Linked DNA regions of Homo sapiens: region 1 is linked to region 2. Evidence: read pairs that join two places in POLR2A ChIA-PET (ENCODE). Cell type or tissue: A673. All regions are shown on one strand. Each heading gives the region's core, and the rest is flanking DNA. Links, peaks and the distances in the headings are about the cores only.

The links. ChIA-PET counts read pairs that join two places held together with the same protein. Peaks named below come from ENCODE experiments on the same cell type or tissue, not always from the same donor. Only the 100,000 strongest peaks of a DNase experiment are listed, where the experiment ranks them.
Region 1: POLR2A ChIA-PET joins it to region 2 with 7 read pairs; 2 of 35 experiments call an interaction of 5 or more read pairs at or near these places.

The regions. Positions count from the first base shown.
Region 1 is chr12:110,856,655-110,862,030 of GRCh38, reverse strand. It overlaps CCDC63 (coiled-coil domain containing 63), which reads right to left. Exons shown (of 12, transcript NM_152591.3): 4 at 3,256-3,445. Among named protein-coding and RNA genes, the nearest start is that of CCDC63, 12 kb to the right of the region's middle. RefSeq lists an enhancer at 1,236-1,736. In A673, for the core only: a CTCF peak has its summit at 3,003 (motif pointing right); DNase peaks (open chromatin) are centred at 950, 2,960 and 5,270; H3K27ac peaks cover 3,508 bases.
Region 2 is chr12:110,360,137-110,365,512 of GRCh38, reverse strand. It overlaps the pseudogene RN7SL769P. Among named protein-coding and RNA genes, the nearest start is that of ANAPC7, 41 kb to the left of the region's middle. In A673, for the core only: no CTCF peak of the experiment used is centred there; no DNase peak of the experiment used is centred there.

The DNA.
Region 1 (5,376 bases), core at 315-5,314, 500 kb before region 2:
CTCTGCCCTCTGAGAACTTACAATCTAGGACTGGAAACAAGCCACGAAGGGGGCGTCAAGCCCTAGGGGACAGGAGACACAAGGTATTTCGGGCACGCACAGTAGGGACATCTAGTGGGGAAAGATGAAGGGATGATGTCCCAGCAGAAGTAGCATTTGAGGCCGGGCACAGTGGCTCACACCTGTAATCCCAGCACTTCAGAGGCGGAAGAGGGCAGATCACTTGAGGTCAGGAGCTCGAGACCAGCCTGGCCAACACAGTGAAATCCCATCTCTACTAAAAGTACAAAAAAAAAAAAAAAAATTAGCCAGGCACCTATAGTCCCAACTACCCTGGAGGCTGAGGCAGGAGAATCGCTTGAACCCAGGAGGTGGAGGTTGCAGTGAGCCGAGATCGCACCACTGCACTCCAGCCTGGGTGACAGAGTGGGACTCCGTTTCAAAAAAAAAAGAGCATTTGAGCTGAGACCTAAGTGATAAATAGGAGGTCTCCAAGCAAAGAGGACAGGGAAAGGCACTCCAGGCAGAGGGAATAGCACACGCAAAGTCCTGGAAGTGAGGGACAGTACTGTGGGCTTAAAGGACACGAAGAAGGCCTCAGTGGGTGGAACACAGAGCAGGTGGGGGCAGGGGAGGAGGTGAGAGAGGCAGGCAGAGCTGATGCAGCCCCACTGGGGAGTTGGGCCTTTATGGAAAGAACAACAGGAACTTTCTGAAGGGTTTGAAGCAGACAAAAGATGTGAAGAGATTTCCAGATTCATTCAGTAGTGATCTGGTTTGGCTCTGTGTCCCTCCCTAATCTCATGTTGAATGGTAATCCTCAGTGTTGGAGGAGGGACCTGGGGGAGACAATGGGATGGTGGGGGGTGGTTTTTCATGAATGGTTTGGCACCATCCCCCTTGGTATTGTCTTGGCGATAGTGAAATCTCATGAGATCTGGTTGTTTAAAAGTGTGTGGCGCCTCCCCCGTCTCTCTCTTCTTCCTGCTCTGGCCATGTGACGTGCCTGCTCCCCCTTTGCCTTCCACCATGATTTATAAGTTTCCTGAGGCCTCCCCAGAAGCAGAAGCTGCTATGCTTCCTGTATAGCCTGCAGAACTGTAAGCCAATTAAACCTCTTTTCTTTAAAAACTTCCTGTCTTGGCTGCATGCCGCGGCTCACGCCTGTCATCCCAGCACTTTGGGAGGCCGAGGTGGGTGGATCACCTGAGGTCAGGAGTTCGAGACCAGCCTGGGCAACATGGTGAAACCCCGTCTGTACTAAAATTACAAAATTAGGTGGGCGTGGGGGTGCCTGCCTGTAATCCCAGCTACACGGGAGACTGAAGCAGGAGAATTGGTTGAGCCTGGGAGGCAGAGGCTGCAGTGAACCAAGATCATGCCGCTACACTCCAGCCTGGGCGACAGGAGTGAAACTCTGTCTCAAAAATAAATAAATAAATATTTAAAAATAAATAAACTACCTGTTTCAGCCGTTTCTTTATAGCAATTAATTAATACTATAATAGAAATAGTAAATGTTTACTGAGGATCTACTGTGTGCGGGACACTGGGACAGGCACGGGGTTGCGGGCAGGGGTGGCACTGTAGAGAACAAAATGGATGTGGTCCTTGCCCTTGTGAAGCTGTCAGGCTGCTTAGGGAGCCGTTAAACACCAGAATAAGGCATAATGACAATGGTGGGAAGAGCTATGAAGGGGGTACTGTGGGGAGCCATGGGATCCCCCACTTGCCCCCCAGACCCACTGCTCTGTGCCCCAACAGGCTGACCTGGCTGCATCGCTGAGGGGCTCCCTTGCACTGAGGATCAGAGGGTTGGAAGAAAGGGGAGCCATTGCCCCTGGCTTGCCCCAGGCTCTCCAAGTTCCAGACCACTGCCCCCTCCCCCGCTGTTGCGAACCCTAGTGTTTCAATGTCCCTACTCATGCTCATGCCCACACCCTTGTAAATGGTTCCTGCATTAAACTCTTCTCAAAGTACCCTGCTGGGGGTGCTCTGGGTTCCAGCCAGAACCTGACTGACACAGGGAGGTATAACCTGGAGAGGGGGCACAGAAAAGGCCTCCCTGAGAAAGTCACATTTAAGTTGAGACCTGAAGGACAAGCGGGAGTGGGGGAAGGGGTGGGAGTGGGGGAGCATAAGCAAAGGCCCTGAGGTGGGCCAAGGGGTAGGCAGGGGCTAGATCACGCAGGGCCTTTCAAGCCAGGGTAAGGGGCATGACCATTAATGTTGTCCTGCAAATACTTCCAGCTCTTTGCCTTCCAGATAATGAGAGGGTGGCCCTTCCCGGACCCCTTTGTGGATGGGTAGGATCACGTACATGACTATTTTCTCTTGCTTTTTCTTTTCTTTTTTTTTTTGTTACCATAATCAGAAAACACGACTATTTTGAGCCCCTGGGTCATGAGCAGAAGTGACGTGTTTCAGCCAGGCACGGTGGCTCACGCCCGTAATCTCAGCATTTTGGGAGGCCGAGGCGGGAAGATCATTTGACATCAGGAGTTTGAGACCAGCCTGGCCAACATGGTGAAACCCTGTCTCTACTAAAAATACAAAAATTAGCCAGCATGGTGGTGCACGCCTGTAATCCCAGCTACTCAGGTGGCTGAGGCATGAGAATCACTTGAACCCAGGAAGCAGAGGTTGCAGTGAGCCAAGATTGCACCACTGCATTCCAGCCTGGGCAAGAGAGCAAGACTCTTTCAAAAAAAAAAAAGAAGTGACATGTTTCACTTCCAGACTGGAATATTCAATGGCCAGCATGAAACCCTCTAGAACTCTTTCTTTCCCATAATACCTGGCAATGTTCAAGATGGTGGCTATTCCTTCAGCCTAGTCCCAGTGTGAGAAGATATAAGGGCTCTTAGCCAACCCACAACAGTTACGTGTCATCAACAAGGAAGAAACCTTAAAGTTTTAAACCACTAAGAATGCGTGAGGGGGTGGCATTTATTCCTGCAGCATAACCAAGCCTCTCCTAACTGATAGGGTGCAGCTGTGGGGGTTTATTCACGGTGCAGCAGGTGGCACTGGGGAGCACGGCGGAGGGATGGATTGGTATGGCTGAGCCTGGATACTGGAGCCCAGAGGTCTCAAGGGTAGCGAGACGATAGCAGCAGTCACATTTAGCGGGCTGTCCAGAGGAGATACTGTGATACAGGGGTGTCAGGTCTGGCCTAAGGCATCACGAATATGCACCCCAACTCCTCCCCTTTGCTCTGTGTTCTGGTTAACCCTTTAAGAGAAAGACCACACCTTCTCATCCAGTTCAGCCAACAGCACTTTCAGGGATTTAATCAATGCCTCATAGTCCTCCTTAGTTTGGAGCAGGAGTCGCAGCTCCATGTAGTTCTTCTCACTCCGATTCATGTTCCTCGAGGATTTCATGAGACTCAACAGTAGGGTGATCTCATCCTGCTCTGTCTTCAGGGTCTTGATCTCCTTGCTGTTGGAAAAGCAGCCCATGATTAACCCCAAACCCCTAAGTTTAACTTGACGGAGCACTCCAGGCACATCAGCCCTGCAAGGAGACCGGGAGAGAGGAATTTCCCACCTGAGCAAGCAGGCAAAAGGGACGTGTCCATGGTCTCAGATCCAGGTCTGGAAGCCTGATCACCTGAGACCTGGTTCACCATGATTTCCTGCTGCCCTGCCTTCTCTGAGGTGGGTATTTTCTCTAGGTAACAATTTGCAGCTGTGCCTGTCAAAACCCATTACTCAGACATGGAGGAAACCCCCACGTTCTCCTTTGCCAGCAACTCCCTGGCACCTGTCTGATTCTGCAGACCATCTTTCCAGACTTTACCGCCAATTATCTCCAGTAATGAGGAGCAAACCATCAGGCAGGATTTTATTTTATTTATTTTATTTTTTATTTTATTTTATTTTATTTTATTTTATTTTATTTTATTTTATTTTATATTTTGAGACAGAGTCTCACTCTGTTGCCCAGGCTGGAGTGCAGTGGCATGATCTCGGCTCACTGCAACCTCCACTTTCCAGGTTCAAGCGATTCTCCTGCTTCAGCCTCCTGAGTAGCTGGGACTACAGCCACAAGCCACCATGCCCAGTTACTTTTTGTATTTTTAGTAGAGACGGGTTTCGCCATGTTGGCCAGGCTGGTCTCGAACTACTGGCCTCATGTGATCCACCTGCCTCGGCCTCCCAAAGTGCTGAGATTACAGACATGAGCCACCGTGCCTGGCCAGGCAGGATTTTTCAAGTTTGCATCAACACAGGGATGCATAATAGCCTCTAAGCTCCACCAGTTTCTCTCCTTGTGGTGCTAATGAGGAAATGTCTACCGGGATGTGGGAAAACAGGGGGATTTGGAAAAGAGCAAAGGGAGCTTGAAAGACTGCACAATGGAACAAGGGGAGATGGCACAGAGGCTGAGTTTCTGGCAGTCTGGAGACTGACACCCACTCCCCAATGTGGTTTGCGGATCAGTAGCATGAATGTCCTTTGGAAACTTGGAGAAATGCAGAATCTCAGGTGCCCAACCTGAGACCAATTGGATCAGAATCTGCTTTATTACAGGATCGAGTGTCCAGATGCTTCAAAAGTTTTGGACACACTGCTATAGAACAGTAAAGAATGTTCTACAGGCCCGGCGCAGTGGCTTATGCCTGTAATCCCAGCACTTTAGGAGGCCGAGGCCAGTGGATCATGAGGTCAGGAGTTCGAGACCAGCCTGGCTAAGATGGTGAAACCCCATCTCTAGTAAAAATACAAAAAATTAGCCGGGGGGGGTGGTGGGCGCCTGTAATCCTAGCTACTCTGGAGGCTGAGGCAGAGAATTGCTTGAACCCGGGAGGCGGAGGTTGCAGTGAGTTGCGATCGCGCCACTGCACTCCAGCCTGGGAGACAGAGCAAGACTCCATCTCAACAATACAAAAACAAACAAACAAAAAAGAATGTTCTACAGGCCTGGCGCAGTGGCTCACTCCTGTAACATCAGCACTTTGGGAGGCCGAGGCAGAAGGATTGCTTGAACTCAGGAGTTTGCGACCAGCCTGGACAACATAGTGAGGCCCTGTCTCTACAGAAAATATTAAAAGTAGCTGAGGTGGGAGGATTGCTTGAGCCCAGGTGGCAGAGGTTGCAGTGAGCTGAGATCGTGCCACTGCATTCCAGCCTGGGAGACACACAGTGAGACCCTGTCTCAAAAAAAAAAAAAAAAAAAAGAAAGGAAAGGAAAATGTCCTAGGACAGGAGTTGGCAAACCGGCCAAAAAGTGAACCAACAGGCATGGCTGTGTGCCAATAGAGATTTAATTACAAAAAACCAGCAGCCAGCCAGATTTGGCTGTAGTTTGTAGATCCCATTCTAATAGGACGTTCTGCAGTGATGAAAATGTTCTCTGAGGGGCCCATA
Region 2 (5,376 bases), core at 224-5,223:
TGTAAAATAATACCATTGTTCCCTTGTTTCATTTTTATTTTTACCACATTTTTATCCTAAACAACACTTTTTTTTTTCTTTTGTGGCAGAATCTTGCTCTGTCACCCAGGCTGGAGTACGGTGGTTTGATCTTGGCTCGCTGCAACCTCTGCCTCCCAGATTCAAGCAATTCTCCTGCCTCAGTCTCCCAAGTAGCTGGGATTACAAGCACCCACCCCACCATGGCCAGATAATTTTTTTTTTTTTTTTGAGATGGAGTTTTGCTCTGTCACCCAGGCTGGAGTGCAGTGGCGCAATCTCGGCTCACTGCAAGCTCCGCCTCCCGGGTTCACACCATTCTCCTGCCTCAGCCTCCCGAGTAGCTGGGACTACAGGCGCCCGCCACCACGCCTGGCTAATTTTTTGTATTTTTCATAGAGATGGGGTTTCACCGTGTTAGCCAGGATGGTCTCAATCTCCTGACCTCGTGATCCGCCCGCCTCGGCCTCCCAAAGTACTGGGATTACAGGCATGAGCCACCATGCCCAGCCTTTTTTTTTTTTTTTTTTTTTTTGAGCCAGAGTCTCAGTCTCCCACCCAGGTTGGAGTGTGTAGTGGTGTGATTTTGGCTCACTGCAACCTCTGCCTCCTGGGTTCAAGCAATCCTTCCACCTCAGCCTCCCAAGTAGCTGGGATTACAGGTGTGCACCACCATGCCCAGCTAATTTTTTTTCTTTTTTGTATTTTTAGTAGAGACAGGGTTCTACAATGTTGGCCAGGCTGGTCTCAAACTCCTGACCTCATGATCCGCCCACCTTGGCTTCCCAAAGTGCTGGGATTACAGGCATGAGCCACCATGCCCGGCAATTATTTATTTATTTGCTTGTTTTGAACTTTGAATGTTGTATGTTGTTCCATGATTATCATTTATTTATTTATTTATTTATTTATTTATTTATTTATGAGATGGAGTCTAGCTTTGTCACCCAGGCTGGAATACAGTAGGGCAATCTCGGCTCACTGCAAACGCCACCTCCTGGGTTCAAGTGATTCTCCTGCCTCAACCTCACAAGTAGCTGGGATCACAGGCATATGCCACCACACCAGGCTAATTTTTGTATTGTTAGTAGAGATGGGGTTTCACCATGCTGGCCAGGCTGGTCTCAAACTCCTGGTCTTAAGTGATCTGCCCACCTCAACCTCCCAAAGTGCTGGGATTACAGGCGTGAGCCACCGCTCCCAGCCCCTAATTTTTTTTTCTTTTTATTAAAAAAAAAATCTAGGCTGGGCACAGTGACTCACGCCTGTAATCCCAGCACTTTGGGAGGCCAAGGCGGGCAGATCACGAGGTCAGGAGATCGAGACCATCCTGGCTAACATGGTGAAACCCCGTCTCTACTAAAAATACAAAAAAATTAGCTGGGCGTGGTGGCGGGCGCCTGTAATCCCAGCTACTCAGGAGGCTGAGGCAGGAGAATGGCGTGAACCCAGGAGGCGGAGCTTGCAGTGAGCCGAGATCGCGCCACTGCACTCCAGCCAGGGTGACAGAGCGAGACTCCATCTTAAAAAAAAAAAAATGTAACAGATGGGGTCTCACTAAGTTGAGCAGGCTGGTTTCAAACTCCTGGCCTCAAGCAGTCCTCCATCTCAGCCTCCCAAATTACTAGCATTACAGGCATGAGCCACCACACCTGGCCTAATGTTTTGTATTTTTTGTAGAGATGGGGTTTAACATGTTGCCCAGGCTGGTCTCGAACACGTGAGCTCAACCAATCTGCTTGCCTTGGCTTCCCAAAGTGATGGGATTATAGGTGTGAGCCACTGTGCCCAACCTGGAGTATTTTTAATAGACTATTTTTAGAACAGTTTTAGATTTGCAGAAAAATTGGGTGGATAGCACAGAAAGTAACCACGTGTTCCCCCCCACACACACAGTTTCCCCTATTGTTAATATCTTACAGTACCATGGAACATTTATCACAATTAATGAGCCAACATTGATACTTTTTTTTTTTTTTTTTTTGAGATGGAGTCTTGCCCTGTCGTCACCCAGGCTGGAGTGCAATGGCACAATCTCGGCTCACTGCAAGCTCCGCTTCCTGGGTTCAAACAATTCTTCTGCCTCAGCCTCCCACGTAGCTGGGATTATAAGTGCCCGCCACCACGCCCAGCTAATTTTTTGTATTTTTAGTAGAGACAGGGTTTCACCCTGTTGGCCAGGTTGGTCTTGAACTCCTCACCTTGTGATCCGCCTGCCTCGGGCCTCCCAAAGTGTTGGGATTACAGGCATGAGCCACTGTGCCCAGCCGATACATTATTATTAACTAAAGTCCATGGTTTTTCAGATTTGCTTTTTTTTTTTTTTTTTTTGAGATGGAGTCTCGCTCTGTCACTCAGGCTGGAGTGCAGTGGTGTGATCTCGGCTCACTGCAACCTCTACCTCCTGGGTTCAAGTGATTCTCCTGCCTCAGCCTCCCCCCACCACCTTCAGTTAATGTTTTGTGTTTATAGTAGAGTCAGGGTTTTGCCGTGTTGGCCAGGCTGGTCTCGAACTCCTGACCTCAGGTGATCTACCTGTCTCGGCCTCCCAAAGTGTTGGGATTACAGGCATAAGCCACCACACCTGGCCCAGATTTACTCAGTTTTTTTCCTAATGTCCTTTTTCTGTTTCAGAATCTCATCTAAGATTCCACATTACATAGTCATCATGTCTCCTTAGGCTCCTCATGGCTATCAGTTTCTCACACTTGTTTTTACTAACTTTGTCAGTTTTGAGGAGTACTCGTCAAGGGTTTTGTAGGGTGCCTTATTCAGTTTTCATTGCAATATAAGAATCTGCGTGGATATAAGGTATCCATTTTATTCTGTTGATGGACTTTTTTTTCTAACTTTTTGTTTCAAACTGCTTCTGCTATGTATTTTATTTTTACAGAAATATATAATGTACAAATCAACATGCTCACCTGCAGCACTTTGTTCCATTTCCTCACTAACTGGGTATTATCAATCTTTAATTTTCTCCAATACACTGTGTGTGAGATGACATAGTTACTGTAATTTAGATTTTCCTGTTTTGTAATAATATTGAACAATATTTTATATATTTAGTAACGATTTTGCAGAGGAATGATTTCCTCTTCTCTGAAATTCCTGTTGTTTTGCCTACTTTTCTATTGGATTATCTTGTTCTCATTAATTCATAGTCATTCTTTGTATATTCTAGATACAATTTCGAACATGAGTTGGCAATATCTTCTTCCAGTTTATGGCTTGTCATTCTCTGTGGTATCTTTTGGTTAACAGAGGGTCTTAATTTTAATATAGTTGAATCTTTTTCTTTATGGTTGTGCTTTACAATTCTTTTTCTTTTTGAGATGGAGTCTTACTCTGTCCCTCAGGCTGGAGTGCAGTGGCGCGATCTCTGCCCACTGCAACCTCAGCCTCCCGAGTAGCTGGGACTACAGGTGTGTGCCACCAAGCCTGGCTAATTTTTTTTTTTTTTTTTTTTTTTTTTTTTTAAGTAGAGACGGGGTTTCACTGTGTTAGCCAGGATGGTCTTGATCTCCTGATCTCGTGATCCACTCACCTCGGCCTCCCAAAGTGCTGGGATTACAAGCGTGAGCCACCGTGCCCGGCCCGTGTTTTACAATTCTTAAGAAATCCTTCCTTACTCAAGGTCAAAATGTACTCTCTATGGTGTGATGTAGGGATCCAATTTTATTGGTTTTTAGTATTATTTTTTGAGACAGAGTCTCGCTGTGTTGCCCAGGCTGGAGTACAGTGGCATGATCTCAGCTCACTGCAATCTCCTCCTCTCAGGTTCAAATGTTTCTCCTACCTCAGCCTCCCGAGTAGCTGGGATTACAGGCATGCTCCACCACACCCAGCTAATTTTTTTGTATTTTTAGTAGTGATGGGATTTCGCTATGTTGGCCAGGCTGGTCACAAGCTCCTGCCTTCAAGTGATCTGCCCACCTCAGCCTGCCAGTGCTGGGATTATAGGCATGAGCCATTAACCCTGGCCTATATATATATCCTTTTAAGATTCACACATAATAAGTCAGAGCAGTTTTCTTTTTTTCTTTCTAAATAGACTAGACAGCAATTTTCAAAAAGGGAAATTATGAAATTTCCCCACCCTGCCTGCCTTCTAGTTGCCTCTCTAGAAGGAACCATAGTTACTAGTTTCTCATGTATTTTTCCAGAAATAATTTGAAATCACATAAGTGGATATGCATATGCCACCCCCCTTTTGTATTTGCACAGTTCATCAGCAGAGTTTATAAAAAGTAAAGTCTTTTTTTTTTTTAAGTCTTGCTCTGTTGCCCAGGCTGGAATGCAGTGGTGCACTCTCGGCTCACTGCAACCTCTGCCTCCTGGGCTCAAGCGATTTTCCTGCCTCAGCCTCCCAAGTAGCTGAGATTACAGGTGCCTGTCACCACGCCGGACAAATTTTTGTAGTTTTAGTAGAGACGGGGTTTCACCATGCTAGCCATGCTGATCTTGAACTCCTGACCTCAGATAATCCACCCGCCTTGGCCTCGCAAAGTGCTGGGATTACAGGCTTGAGCCACCGTACCCAGCCAAAACTCTCATTTTTTTTTTCTTTTTTTGTTTTTGAGACAGTGTCTTACTCTGTCACCCAGGTTGGAGTACAGTGGCATGATCACAGCTCACTGCAGCCTCAACCTCCTGGGCTCAAACCATTCTCCCACCTCAGCCTCCCACTTAGCTGGGACCACAGGCACGTGCCTGCACATCTGGCTAATTAAAAAATTTTTTTTTTTGCCAGGCACAGTGGCGTGTGCCTGTAGTCCCAGCTACTTGGGAGGCTGAGGTGCAAGGATCGCTTGAGCCCCAGAGTTCTGGGCTGCAGTGCACTATGCCAATCGGGTGTTTGCGCTAAGTTCGGCATCAAGATGGTGACCTCCAGGGAGTGGGGGGCCACCAGGTTGCCTAAGGAGGGGTGAACTGGCCCAGGTCAGAAACGGAGCAGGTCAGAACTCCTGTGCTGATCGGTGGTGGGATCATGCCTGTGAATAGCCACTGCACTACAGCCTGGGCAACATAGCGAGACCCTGTAATTAAAAAAAAAACTGTGGCCAGGCATCGTGGCTTACGCCTGTAATCCCAACACTTTGGGAGGCTGAGGTGGGCAGATCATGAGGTCAGGAGTTCAAAACCAGCCTGATCAACATGATGAAACCCCGTCTCTACTAAAAGTACAAAAATTAGCCGGGCGTGGTGGCGCGTGCCTGTAATCCCAGCTACTCAGGAGGCTGAGGCAGGAGAATTGCTTGAACCCCGAAGGTGGAGGTTACAGTGAGCTGAGATTGCGCCACTGCACTCCAGCCTGGGCGACAGAGCAAGACTCTGTCTCAAAAAAAAAAAAAAAAA